2 separate regions of the Homo sapiens genome follow, and region 1 is linked to region 2. A link is a contact called in ENCODE Hi-C or POLR2A ChIA-PET data. All regions are on one chromosome and are shown on one strand. The core of a region is the stretch at or near the end of the contact, and the rest is flanking DNA. Distances in the headings are between cores, read along the strand shown.

The links. Hi-C counts contacts between places; a loop is a spot of excess contacts on that map. ChIA-PET counts read pairs that join two places held with the same protein, here RNA polymerase II (POLR2A).
Region 1: a map of PC-9 shows a loop between it and region 2 (15-fold over the local background). The contact joins two enhancer-like sites. A Hi-C loop is called at or near these places in 1 of 168 maps with a recorded cell type or tissue (PC-9). POLR2A ChIA-PET finds 5 or more read pairs at or near these places in 3 of 52 experiments (H1, Panc1 and activated CD4-positive, alpha-beta T cell).

The regions. Positions count from the first base shown.
Region 1 is chr21:26,112,582-26,119,041 of GRCh38, forward strand. The region is part of intron 1 of APP (amyloid beta precursor protein); the gene reads right to left. Among named protein-coding and RNA genes, the nearest start is that of APP, 55 kb to the right of the region's middle. Within about 2 kb of position 3,975, at least 11 of the 41 ENCODE cell types and tissues checked have a DNase peak (open chromatin) inside an H3K27ac peak, as active enhancers do; they include PC-9, where a contact is called at or near this core.
Region 2 is chr21:25,930,137-25,936,523 of GRCh38, forward strand. The region is part of intron 13 of APP (amyloid beta precursor protein); the gene reads right to left. Among named protein-coding and RNA genes, the nearest start is that of GABPA, 200 kb to the left of the region's middle. Within about 2 kb of position 4,880, at least 22 of the 41 ENCODE cell types and tissues checked have a DNase peak (open chromatin) inside an H3K27ac peak, as active enhancers do; they include PC-9, where a contact is called at or near this core.

The DNA of each region.
Region 1 (6,460 bases), core at 2,725-5,224, 180 kb after region 2:
AAATAATATTTGTGCCACCTCTCAGCACTGAGAGCAAGTATGGCGTTGGTAGTTAGCAAGTGACTGTATTATGATTTTGAACAGAAAAATTCACTGTAGAATTCACCATCCACAAATATAACTGAGTATGTTGGCGATCCCTCCTGGTTTCCCCCAGAATATTCTCTGGTTATCAGTCTCAACTCTTAACAAGTCTGTTAAGAGTGCTGGTGTCTCCTCTCCCAACCATCTGCAAGGAGCCAACATTTTCTCATTTGGAGCTCTACATAGTGCCTGCTGGGTAGTAAGTAAGGGGTCCTAGCTATTACCATTGCAGGCAATAGACCACTTCACAAAATAACTTCATGAAAAAGGGTGCCTTCTGTATTTTCAAACTCTTCTGTGTACAGGCATTACCTTTACAAAAATATTTTTAAAAGAGAAAATGGAAGTCCTGAAATATCTATACCGTGTCACTTAACAGGTTCTGGTATCTCAAAAAGAAAAAAAAATTCAGCAAGAAATGAAAAATATATCCACAGGAGTAAAGGTGTTATTAAACCAATCAATTAGAAGGCATATTAATCATGATAGGCCCTCCCTTGTCAAATCCAGCTGCTGGGGAAATGTGAGACACCCATGCCAAGAAGAATTAACTTCCAGCAGAAGCCATTCGTTCACACACTCAAGAACTGGGTGATTCCACGATAACTTGTATCATTCCTAAAAACTGTCCACAGGAGGAAAAACACCAACTAAAATTGCACTGAGAAATTTTCAGTTAAAGAAATGAAACAGTTTCCAAACATTTCTTCCCACATAAATGTAAAATAAGATACCTCTGGCCATTTTAGTCATTTTTACACATACTTCGTCAAAACCCAACAGAGGACTTAGGTCCTTACAACAAAAAAACAAAACAGGTCTTAGATTGAACCAAGTCATGAGTGCAAAAGCTGCTGGCAAAATCTCTAGAGCCATGTTTTCAAGTAACTTTTCCAATATTTAACGAAATTCTGCCTTTACATTGCCAGATGGTTAAGTCAAAGCAGCCGATGCCAAAATATCCAGATCATCTGCAGAAATAGCTAGAACCCCTCAACTCCATCTGAGCCCCTTGCCACTTCCTGTGACTTCCATGAAACTGGGGGGTCTCATTCTCTGACAGATGCAAAGCAGCAGGCTAAGTAGAATGCTCTATAAATTTAAATTTCACAGCTTTCCTGAGGGATTAAGAGGAAATTCATTGTCTTGATCTTAGAAATCGAAATGCAAATGTTGTCAATCTTACTGAAATAAGTAGTATAGATAATAACACTGCAAAAACATTAAAGAAAGTCAAATAATAATCAGATACCTGTGGATAAGGCCCTACATCAGATGCTATGGAGGGCCCTGCCCGTAAGGAATGTACAATCCACTAATGGAATCGCCATTGTTCCCACAGTACTTTATTCTGTTCACCTTCCGAATTCATTCCTGTCCCAAAGATTTCCAGTCTTGGCAGCATGTTGTTAACTGTACGGAGACACTAATGAGCCTTTACCATAGCTGGTAAATATTCTGTTGAAACAGTCTCCTCCTCTGCCTCAAACTCTCTCTGTACTTTTGTTTATCCACAATCTGTTCATTACAATGTCTAAGGAAAGCGTTCTACCTTCTTGTCAATACAAATGCACTTGATTCCATTTCCTCCCCGCAAGGAGAGGAAATTGACAATTTCTCTCCCCAGGGTAGCCAGCCTCCAAGAAGGCCCCCAATAGTCCCTGCCTCCTGCTATTCATGGACCCTGGGAAACTCCACAATGTATCAGGGTCTGTCTGTGCAACAAATGGAGTACAGCAGAAGTGATGATGGTGTAACTTCCGAGCATGTATATATTAGACTTAAAGATGCTGCAACTCTTTTAAAAACAAACCCTTTGCTACCAGAAAGGTCACTGAAGGGCATGATGATGTGTAACATCCAAAACAAGGTCATGAAGGGCATCACAATTCTTCATTGCTCTCTGGGATCACTCACTGTGAGGGAGGTCATCAGCTGCCATGTTCTGAGACATTTGGTGCTAAAACCAGGAAAGTTTTTGGCAAAATACACTGGATCACCCTACCTGACAAACCAAGTAAATGCTTCATTTTTTTTTCCTCTTTTGACTTAACTTCCTTTGATTTCTTCTATTTTTCACTTTGTCATCCTCCCTGCTTCTTGACTTTACAGCTATTTTAATGTCATCTGTTGGCATATGTGTGTATGCTGACTATCAAAAAGTGGTAATTTTTTAAACATTTTTTTCAAATAAATTTATTATGACCCTATAATTGTCTCATGTTCTTGCCATTTTTTAATGCCATCTGTTGGCATATGTGTGTATGTTGACTACCAAAAAGTGGTAATTTTTAAAACATTTTTTTCAAATAACTTGATTACGGCGCTATAACTGTCTCATGTTGTCTTCATTTTAACAATGAGAGTTTAGACTAGAAAATATATGCTTCAGTTCCTGTCAGGTTTTCCACCAGATGAGATTTAATATTAACTTTAAAAATAAATGTTTGGAGAATCGTGATGATTAACATGCTCTATTTTCTTCAAGTGGAGATCATTTAATAATTTAAACTGCGAATCCTCAATAATAGGGTAAGCTGTTGAATTAGAAATTGTAAAATTGGTTGTGTGTATAGATCTTCTTACATTTGACATTACAAGAGGCCCTTCACAAATAAATATCAACTCACAAAAGCCATGTTTCTCAAGTAAAATTTTTTCCCCCCGAACCAACACCAGATGTGTATATGGAAATCAGAGCAATTAGCTTGGAGATACAAATTGAACCAGAAACCTTCCTATTCTTACTGAAGCCCATCTGCAAACAATTCCATGCTTTCACTACATATGCCTGTCTCCCTGAATTAAAACAAGACAAACAACTCACGGCATCCTCACCTGCATCAAATAACCCATTTATGAAACAAAGCCTGGTTGCTAAGCGCAGCCACTCCCTGGCATTCAGCCAGAAGGAAATGTGGCCACATTAAACATTGCCATCCAAGGGTTAACTCCCTTTTCCTGAGTGAAGCCTCCAAGAAATGACTTAATAAATGATACACAGGGTCCTATTCAGGATCTGTTAATATGGACACTCTTAAAATTGAAATCTTTTAAGATTCAATTTACCTGCCAAATACCTGAAATCTGGCAGGTATTTGCTGCCAGTAAAAAAGCACAGTCTTACAAAGTCATCCTAAAGATAATTATTCCTAATTTTTTAAACATTTTTATTTTCTAAAAGAAAAGAAATATAAATACCTTAGTAGATGGGAAATATAACCACTTAACTACTACATTTTAGTTCTATTTATGTCTTAACACTATTCTAAGGTGAGTTAAGATTACTTTGCAAAAATCTAAGACAACATTTAAAAGATGAGAACTGTGATATAACTGGCCGTTTGTGGTCTATGCTTTTCTAAGACTGAATATGAAGGTAATTCTTGTAAACTGAATGACTTGCCACTGACATCATAAAACTGGAGATGCTTTCCCATGGGAAAACAGTGTTCCTGACAATGAACAAAATAACCAGCTAAAAACAATGAAGCATTCATAAATTGCCTCAAAAGCAAGAGGCTGTTTACCAAGTGCTCTGAACTACAGAGACGTACATATCAAACTTAAAAATGCTACAAGTCTTAAAAACAGAAAGAAAATATTTTTGTTACCAGAAAAAAAATATTTTTGAGCCACAATATAAAGAATACTGAAGTGAAATGGACTTTCCAAAGCAATTTTTAGAAATGGCTTTAAAAGAGGCTTAAGGGGATAACATAAACGAATATAAACATATATACCTAATCTGGACCAGTCTGCAGATGTGAATCTGGAAACCCTACGCCTACAGTTGCTACAATTTTCAATTAAATGCAAAGCCACCTTCTTGAACAAGTTCTCTTGTTGTCCTTTCAAACAGGGTGTTCCCTTTCTCCAAAAAGTTTCTCTCTGTTATCATCTAGGAGATCAAAATTCCTTATAGAGCAGGCTTGGCAGCATTCCTCCCCAACAGGGTCTCAACTAGGAGGGAAAAGTGAACAAGGAGCTCTCTGTTTTGCTAGCTGAGAGGTCCTGTTTGGCAAGGAGAGGGCACAGATCCATAGCTTAGTTGCATCCGTGGATTTATGTAATTTTAAGGTTTCTGGCTAATGAAAGCCATCTGTTTTCTGCATTTGAACCACCCGCTGACTAGTCTAAATAGCTGGCCTCATATAATGAAGTATTTGGTACTTTTTAATCAGTTCAAACTTCTTCGAGTCAGATTCTTGCATAATCTCAGTATTTTTTTTTGGATACACTGTCACACTCCACCACCCAGACTAGAGTGCAGTGGCATGATCTCGGCTCACTGCAACCTCTCCGCCTCCTAGGTTCAAGCTATTCTCCTGCCTCAGCCTCCCAAGTAGCTGGGACTACAGGCCTGTGCCACCACGCCCAGATAATTTTTGTATTTTTAGTAGAGACAGGGTTTCACCATGTTGGCCAGGCTGGTCTCGAACTCCTGGCCTCAAGTGATCCTCCTGCCTCGGCCTCCCAAAATGTTGGGATTACAGGCATGAGCCACTGTGCCCAGCTTTGTAGCGATACTATTTCTATCACATCCATGGTTTCCTGACATAAATACTGGATTCCCTTAACCTGGGCATAATTCAACTATACCCCACAAGAGTGCTTTACATTTTCATATTAAAACATTTAAATTCTCCATTGTCAAATGTAAAGAACTATTTTCTAGAATCATAATCTAGAAAATCTGAGTGAACCCCTTTCAGGGGAATAATTCATCTGTAGGGTTTTCTTTTAAATGCCAAAAAAGTATTTCCAGTGTAAGCGGAACATCTGCAGTTGCTCATTTCATCACTAACAGAGAACTGAAATTAAAATCAGAATCACAAAAGTGGACCATAAGAGGGAGGAAAGGGCACCAGGTAAGGATATGTCCAAGGCCATGGGGTTATAGGGACAGAGAAGGGAATTCAACCTATTCCGTCAAGGGTTCTGTTAATGTGACCGGGCTGTCTCTCAAATTAAAATGGAAAATTGCAATTTTCCAAGGCTTTGCCCCTGTGTGTGTGTGTGCATGTATTTGTGGTGAGCAAAAATAGAGAAGCTATTAAAAAAGAAAAATAAAATGTGATGACTGAAACTGCAAGTGGTTTCTATTTACCCTTGTGGAGAGTTGCCACATCTATTCACAGCCACTATTTGCTACACAATTATTTCAGAGCTTGAGTTTCGGCTTAAAAAATGATTTGCCATGAAAGCGAATAGGAGAAAAACAATTCCTTTCAGAGGAGTAATCTACATATTTCACTCCTGGAAACCTGAAATTCTTTTTGGGTCACTGTTGATCTGGCTTCTAATTACAAGCTATCCTCCCTTGATGTTTTTCACGGCCTCTGTTGATATTAGATTGGTGCAAAAATCGCAATTACTTTTGTGCCAACCTAATACCAAGCTTTTTTACTACTCAAAGGATAGATGTTCTCAAGTTGACCCAAAACTCCTACCCACTCATAAGAAGGCCAGTAAGTCATGCTTGCTGCTGGTGCCCAGTAGGAAATCAAGAGGTCCCTCAATAGGAGTCTTTGTTATTCACTACTCGTGAAATTAATAACCAACATTTGAAGCATGCATTTAGGCAGGACCCAGTAAGAGTGGCATCTACTGCTAGGACTGATATAAATGAATATAAAAGTGGAATTACAAAAAATAGAGCCTTATGCATGGCAAACAAACTCTTAGCCTCAAAAACAGTTTACAATCTAGTCAATGTCCATTTAGTCTTAAAAGGTGAATGTTTTCTTTTAACTTCATATATATACATACACACACACTAACATATATGAAACCATACACATACTATATAGTATGTGATGAAATGAGCGAGATGTAAAAAGTTCATCTCTTTCATTCTGTCTTTACAGTTTTTCTGTGTGTCTTTTGTTTTGTTTCGTTTTCTGAGACAGAGTCTTGCTCAGTCGCCCAGGCTGGAGTGCAGCGGGGTGATCTCGGCTCACCGCAACCTCTGCCTCCTGGGTTCAAGCGATTCTTGTGCTTTAACCTCCTGAGTAGCTGGGACTACAGGCGTGCACCACTACGCCTGGCTAATTTTTGTATTTTTTAGTAGAGACGGGTTTTTGCCATGTTGCCACTCCTGACCTCAAGTGATCTGCCCGCCTCGGCCTCCCAAAGTGCTGGGATTATACGCATGAGCCACAACGCCTGGCCTGTCTTTAAAGTTTTACTGACATGTCTCATACAGTCACCAAAGGGAAAAAAAAATGAAAAAAAAATATATATATAGTATTTGAGATCTTTATCCTATTCTGACTCTCTCAATATTGCCATATCTCATCAGCCTTGACCTTGTGAACATGCAGATAGAAAAAGGGTTAGAGGCAAAAATCAAAGACCTACTAAGGCCTTTGCT
Region 2 (6,387 bases), core at 3,630-6,129:
ATTGCCATAACAGCTGTGCAGGCTGTGGGTACAACTCTAAGAGCAGCACTCATTTTGTAGTTTCAGTGAGTCGTGTCCCTAAAGCCGTGTCCTGTGTGACCAGCCCCGTCTCTCAAGCTCATGAGAGAAGTCTATCTGACCGGGATAAGAAGGATCCTGGGGCGGGCCCAAGCAAATGAATGAATTGGGAAACAGTGCCCCTCCCGGCAGCCAGCAAAAACTCCGCCATGCTGTGAAGAAAGTGCATTCTAATTGATTCATGTTGATACATGCTGAATTGATGGAATTTTATACTTCAAAGGATGCAAAGAATTGGTTAGCAAGTCTGATGAGCTCATGGTAGAAAGGATGATTTTCAACATCCATACATAGTGAATTTCATTCAAAGAGCCTAAAAAGACTTATGCAGATAATTATAAGGGGATCAGGCAAGTGTGTAATAGCACAAATTATATATATATATATATGTAAAATCACAACACAGGATTGGGTCCTTTTCCCACAGACAGCACATCATCCTTGTATATATGATAGCTCATTTGAAATGTTTATTTATGCAGATTTTAAAAAGCACACAAACCCTGTAAGCACTTCTGCACAGTGGCCTACTCGTGTTTTCTTTAACACAAAACTTGCTTTCTGGTGAACAATTCTAGATATAGCAATGGTTCTTTCTCCTCTGCTTTAGCTTATTCACAAGCTTCTTTAACTTCTTTAACAACGTGTGGGGAAACCAAGCCTGGCAACAGAAAGCACTTCACATGGGGGGCTTGGAAATGAATGGAAAGCGTCTGTCTTCAGGAGAGCATTCACGATGCACAGGAGTGAGAGAAGCTGAAAAGAGTCACTTTAAAAGAAATAATCTGCAACCAAGAAAATCAAACCACTTTATCATAAACTAGTGAGCCCCTCCCTCCCTGCCTGCCTTCCTTTTTCCAGGGGAGTGCTAGAAATAACTTCATCAATTTCTTTTCACTTGAAGGGCTCATGGTTCAGAAGAAAAGATGGGCATAAAAATAATTACTATTACAAGTGTTATGGTAGGGATACCGACAGAATGACAAAGAAACAAGCCTGGGCTTTAGGGATGTGACTAGTGATATTACAGTGGGGCCCCAGGGAAAGAGATCATTGTCCTAGCAGATACAAGTGCATGTACCGAGGCACAGAGGACAAGCTGCCCAGGATCTGTGACTCTTCTGGCTGCTGTGGTACAAGGGAAGTGAAAAGGGAAGCAGCTTAGCCAAGAGGCTTTCAGTTTGTGGGATACAGAGGGCAGAGGAATACACTGACCTATACCATGAGTATGCAATTAGCAAAATCCCAGCCTATGGGAATTCTACGGGTCAAGTGACCTGCGCTTCATGAACAGGTAAACTGTAAAAAAAGGATGGAGGAGAAGCCTGGAGATTATAAAAGACTAACCAGACAAGTCAGCAGTAAAAAATGGCCAAAAGCATAGCCGATAAGGATGCACACAAGAGTGATACAGCCAGAAAGATATTTCAGGAACTGGCCCAAGGAAAAACAGTGGGCATTTTGGTGGCGGTATTTGGGATAGGGCGAGATGCTATCGGGGTGGAGGATAAACTTCTAATTCTTGACCTGAGTTTAATCTACGAAAAGAGAAAATATGGGGGAGAAAGGTTCTGTTTACACATGTTGAGTTGCAATCTTTCAGAATATTGGGTGGAGCCAATGGAAACATGGACCCAGAGAGCTCACTTCTATGCTGAAACAGCCCACAGGGAAGCATCAGAATGAAAATGGAAACGTTCCCAATACTAGCAGAACTCCACAGGCGCTTTGAAAAAAACATCCACATTAGATTCCCCAAAAGGGATTTATCTGGTAATAAATTCTGCTAGACAATGAACAGTTCCACCCATGATAAAATAACATGTTGTTGCTGCAAATTCTTTGTATTGTCTAATTGCAGTGCTTAACGTAATAAAATCAGGCTGGTGTTATTGTTAAGAACTAGAGAGTGAAGCATTTTTTATCCAAATAAAGTGCAATGGGTTTTAAATCAAATCATTTTAGAATAAGAATCCTATGAGATAATAATAAAATGCAACTTCATCTTTTCCTGCCGAGAACAAAGAAGAAAATAGTGTAGGAGATGAAAAGTAAAGTAGACCCAACCTTTTTGCTAATTTGTTTTTAGATACGTACTCCATGCAGACAATGGTGAAGTGAAGTGAAGTGAAGGGGTGTCATCTTATTCACCTAGAGAACCACAAATCTTGGTGCTGGAAAGTACGATCCATTCGACATGATGGACTATTTCCCACCCGGCCACTCACTCGAGAATGGATAACCTGTTTTCCCGCCTGGGGTAACTGCTTTCCATGGATGTACAGCTTCAGGCCTCATACGAGAGGATCTCACAACAATCTCTTCAAACTTTTTCTAATCCCCACACTTTCCAGTCTTGGCACAAGACCTCATCCAGGCTTCTGAGTCTTTGTTGAAAATTTACACAAAATTCTAGAAATGTATTTTCTTTAAGATAGTTACTTTAAAAATGTTATTTTCATCTCAGCACAGTTAGCCTTTCCTTATCTGTTCTTAAAATGTTTCAACTTGAAACTAAAAAAGAAAAAAAAAAACACATTTCATCTCAAATTATGATATACTAAATAATTATTGACTTGGCCCCAAACATTTCTACTCTTTTCTTCTTACACAATCAGATTTAAAAATGTAACTACCTTTTCTAAACATACAATATTAAAGCATACTCAACTTCAGTAACAGGTAATGAATGTACCTCAAAAGTCAGAGCCTCTACGTTAAGTACCATAGTGCTCCAACATCGTTTTTTACATTTTTAAAATTTTATTTTTTATTGATACATAATAGATGTGCATATTTTCAGATTATATGAGAAAACTTAATATATTCATATAATTTGGAAAGATCAAATCAGTATAATGGGATATCCATCACTTAAATGTTTTTCTTTTCTTTTTGCTTTGAGGAAGGGTCTCTCTCTGTCACTCAGGCTGGAGTGCAGTGATGTGATCATAGCTCACTTGAACCTTGAACTGCTGGGCTCAAGTGATCTTCTCACCTCAGCCTCCAGAGCAGCTGGGTCTACAGGCATGCACCATCACACCTGGCTAATTTTTAAATATTTGTTTTGTAGAGATGGGGTCTCACTATGATGCCCTGGCTAGTCTTGAATTGCTGGGGTCAAGTGATTTTCCCACCTCGGCCTTCCCAAGTGCTGGGACTATAGGTGTAAGCCATCGTGCCCAGCCTGTCTTCTTTACGCTAGAAACTTTCAAATTAGGTTCTCCTAGCTATTTTTAAATATACAGTAGATTACTGTAAATTAGTCACCTTGCTGATAATTAAATACTAGGTCTTGCTTCTTCTATCAAACTGTGTATTTGTATCCATTAATGAACCTCCCTTTGTAAGTATGATGTAAGCAATCCTTACTTGGCTACACTATAAGCTTCAACAACAAATTAAAAAATGATTCACATTATAGAGCATTTATACATGCCTTTTCATCTTCCAAGTGTGGTAAACATTAATTAACCCTGGCTAATTAAAACAGCCACAGTTGACACATTTACTCATTAATCAGCCTCAAGCAAATGCAAAGCATTAAACTCTTTCACGTTTTGGTACCAATTAAATGTTATTATTTTTTTTTTAATGAAGAGGTCATAAATTTAAGACATGTAGTTCTTAGATTTAAATTTGATAGTGGTTGAAAAAATTTGACAATAGTTCACATTCTTAAAAGTCAAGGAAAATAAAAACATAACCGCATTATGGGTTGAATTTTCCCCCAAAATATATGTTGAAGTCCTAATGCCTACACCTAAGAATACAGCCTTACTTGGAAACAGGGTCTTTGCAGATATAAGATGAGGTCACAATGGAGAAGGGTGGGCCCTTAATCATATTAGAGAAGACACAGAAACAGAGACATGGGGAGTAACACCATGTGAAGACAGAGGTGGAGATTGGAGGGGTGCATGTACCAACCAAAGGAATATCAAGGGCTGGCAGCAGCACTAGAGCAAGCGAAAGGCATGAAACAGATTCTCCCCTAGAGCTGTAAGAGGCAGTGTGGCCCTGGCAACACCTTGCTTTAGGACTTCTAACCTCTAGAATAATGAGATAATGAGAGTATATTTCTGTTGGTTTCGGCCATGCGGTTTGTGGTAACTGGTTCCAGCAGCCCTAGGAATCTAATACACTGCCCATGTAAGTGAATATTAGCTATTTGCTGATAAGACAAGAATTTCTGGTTATAATAAATATACTGGAATAGAATGTGGTTTCTTTTTTTTTGAGATGGAGTCTCGCTCCAGTCACCAGGCTGGAATGCAGTAGCGTGATCTCGGCTCACTGTAACCTCTTCCTCCCAGGTTCAAGCAATTCTCCTGCCTCAGCCTCCCGAGTAGCTGAGACTACAGGCGCCCGCAACCATCCCCGACTAATTTTTGTATTTTTAGTTGAGACGGGGTTTCACCATATTGGCCAGGCTGGTCTTGAACTCCTGACCTTGTGATCCATCTGCCTCGGTCTCCCAAAGTGTTGGGATTACAGGCGTGAGCCACAACACCCGGCCGAATGTGGTTTCTTAGTGAGTCCTTTACTCAAGGCTGGAATTAAACAAAGGAGATGAATCACGAGCTCTATGATAATAGTCTAATAGTCTAATCTAGCCCTCTTAAGTGCAGAGATGTTTTCCCTCTGAACACCCGTGTGTTTCAGCTCTGTTCCTCTTCCAATGCCCTTCCACAGGGAACAAATCCTTTCTTGACCACCAATGGCTGCATGACTTATCCTGAGAAGATCATGGGGATTTTGGATGCCAGGTCAACCCTTACACTCAGCAAGGAAGTGGAAGGGCCTCAGTTTCAAACACTTTGTAAACACAGAGGTTAGGTCATTTCCTCTCCAATAAGCCAGAAGCTGAGCTGTCCCTGGCAGCAAACTGTGTGTCAAATGCCTGGCGGGTTTCAGGTTTTACTAACTCCAGAGTGACGAAACATCACCACCTCTAATGCCAGAAAGAAGTCAGCTGTTGTACCTGTGTCACAACTAAATTTACTGAAGTCAGGGCAGCTGAAGTAATCTATAAAACTTAGCATGTCAATTTCAATTTAGCGTTCACATTCAACAAATTGTGTATTTAAAAAAAAATCTCCAGTAGTCTAAAAGTTTTCATTTTATTCTTGTGTAAAATCTGGAAGACTGGAATAGAATGTTTTATGGTATGAGTGTTTAGTAGCAACATTAGGTTAACTGTGACCTTTTGGCTCAAGACATGAGAAAATATAGCTAACAATGCTTGGTTATGGGTTTGTCACACTATACTTTGTTATACTATCCAGCAGTATCCACCTGCTTTAACAGTGTGGATACACTAAAAACTAATTTAAAAAAATCTGGGCTGGGCGCGGTGGCTCACACCTGTAATCCCAACACTTTGCGAGGCCGAGGCGAGTGGATTACAAGGTCAGGAATTCGAGACCAGCCCGATCAACATACTGAAACCCCGTCTCTACTAAAAATACAAAAATTAGCTGGGTGTGGTGGTGCGCGCCTATAATCCCAGCTACTCAGGAGGCTGAGGCAGGAGAATCATTTGAAACCGGGAGGCGGAGGCTGTAGTGAGCCGAGATCGTGCCACTGCATTCCAGCCTGGGCAACAGAGTGAGACTCTGTCTCAAAAAAAAAAAAAAAAAAAAAACCTGTCAAATCCCTCCATACAAGTGTATGCACTTCACATACCAAGGAGGTCTAGGATTTGAAGTTCATCAAGGCCGAGTTTAGGCTGCCAGACCACAACCTCGTTTTAATGCCTTAGGTGCAGAAACAGGAGAAATAATACCTTCCATGCCTCCCCTGACTAGCTTTAGGATAAAGAAGCTGTGCACTAAATAGACAGTAGCTGAGGAACGATGAAGAGGATCTACCCAAAGTATGAATAAGCCAACTGCTATGGATCGAACTGTGTGCCCCTGAAAATTCATGTATCAAAGCCCTAACCCTCAAGGGACCTTTGGAGATCAGACCTTTAAAGAGATAATTAAGGTTAAATGAGGTCATGGGGGTGTGACTCTGATCCAATAGGACAGGTGTCCTTATAAGAAAAGGAGGAGGCCGGGTGCGGGGCTCACGCCTGTAATCCCAGAACTTTGGGAGGGCAAGGCAGGTGGATCACCTGAGGTCGAGAGTTCGAGACCAGCCTGACCAACATGGAGAAACCCTGTCTCTACTAAAAATACAAAATTAGCCAGGCATGCCTGTAATCTCAGCTACTCGGGAGGCTGAGGCACGAGAATCGCTTGAACCCAGGAGGTGGAGGTTGCAGTGAGCCAAGATCGTGCCATTGCACTCCAGCCTGGGCAA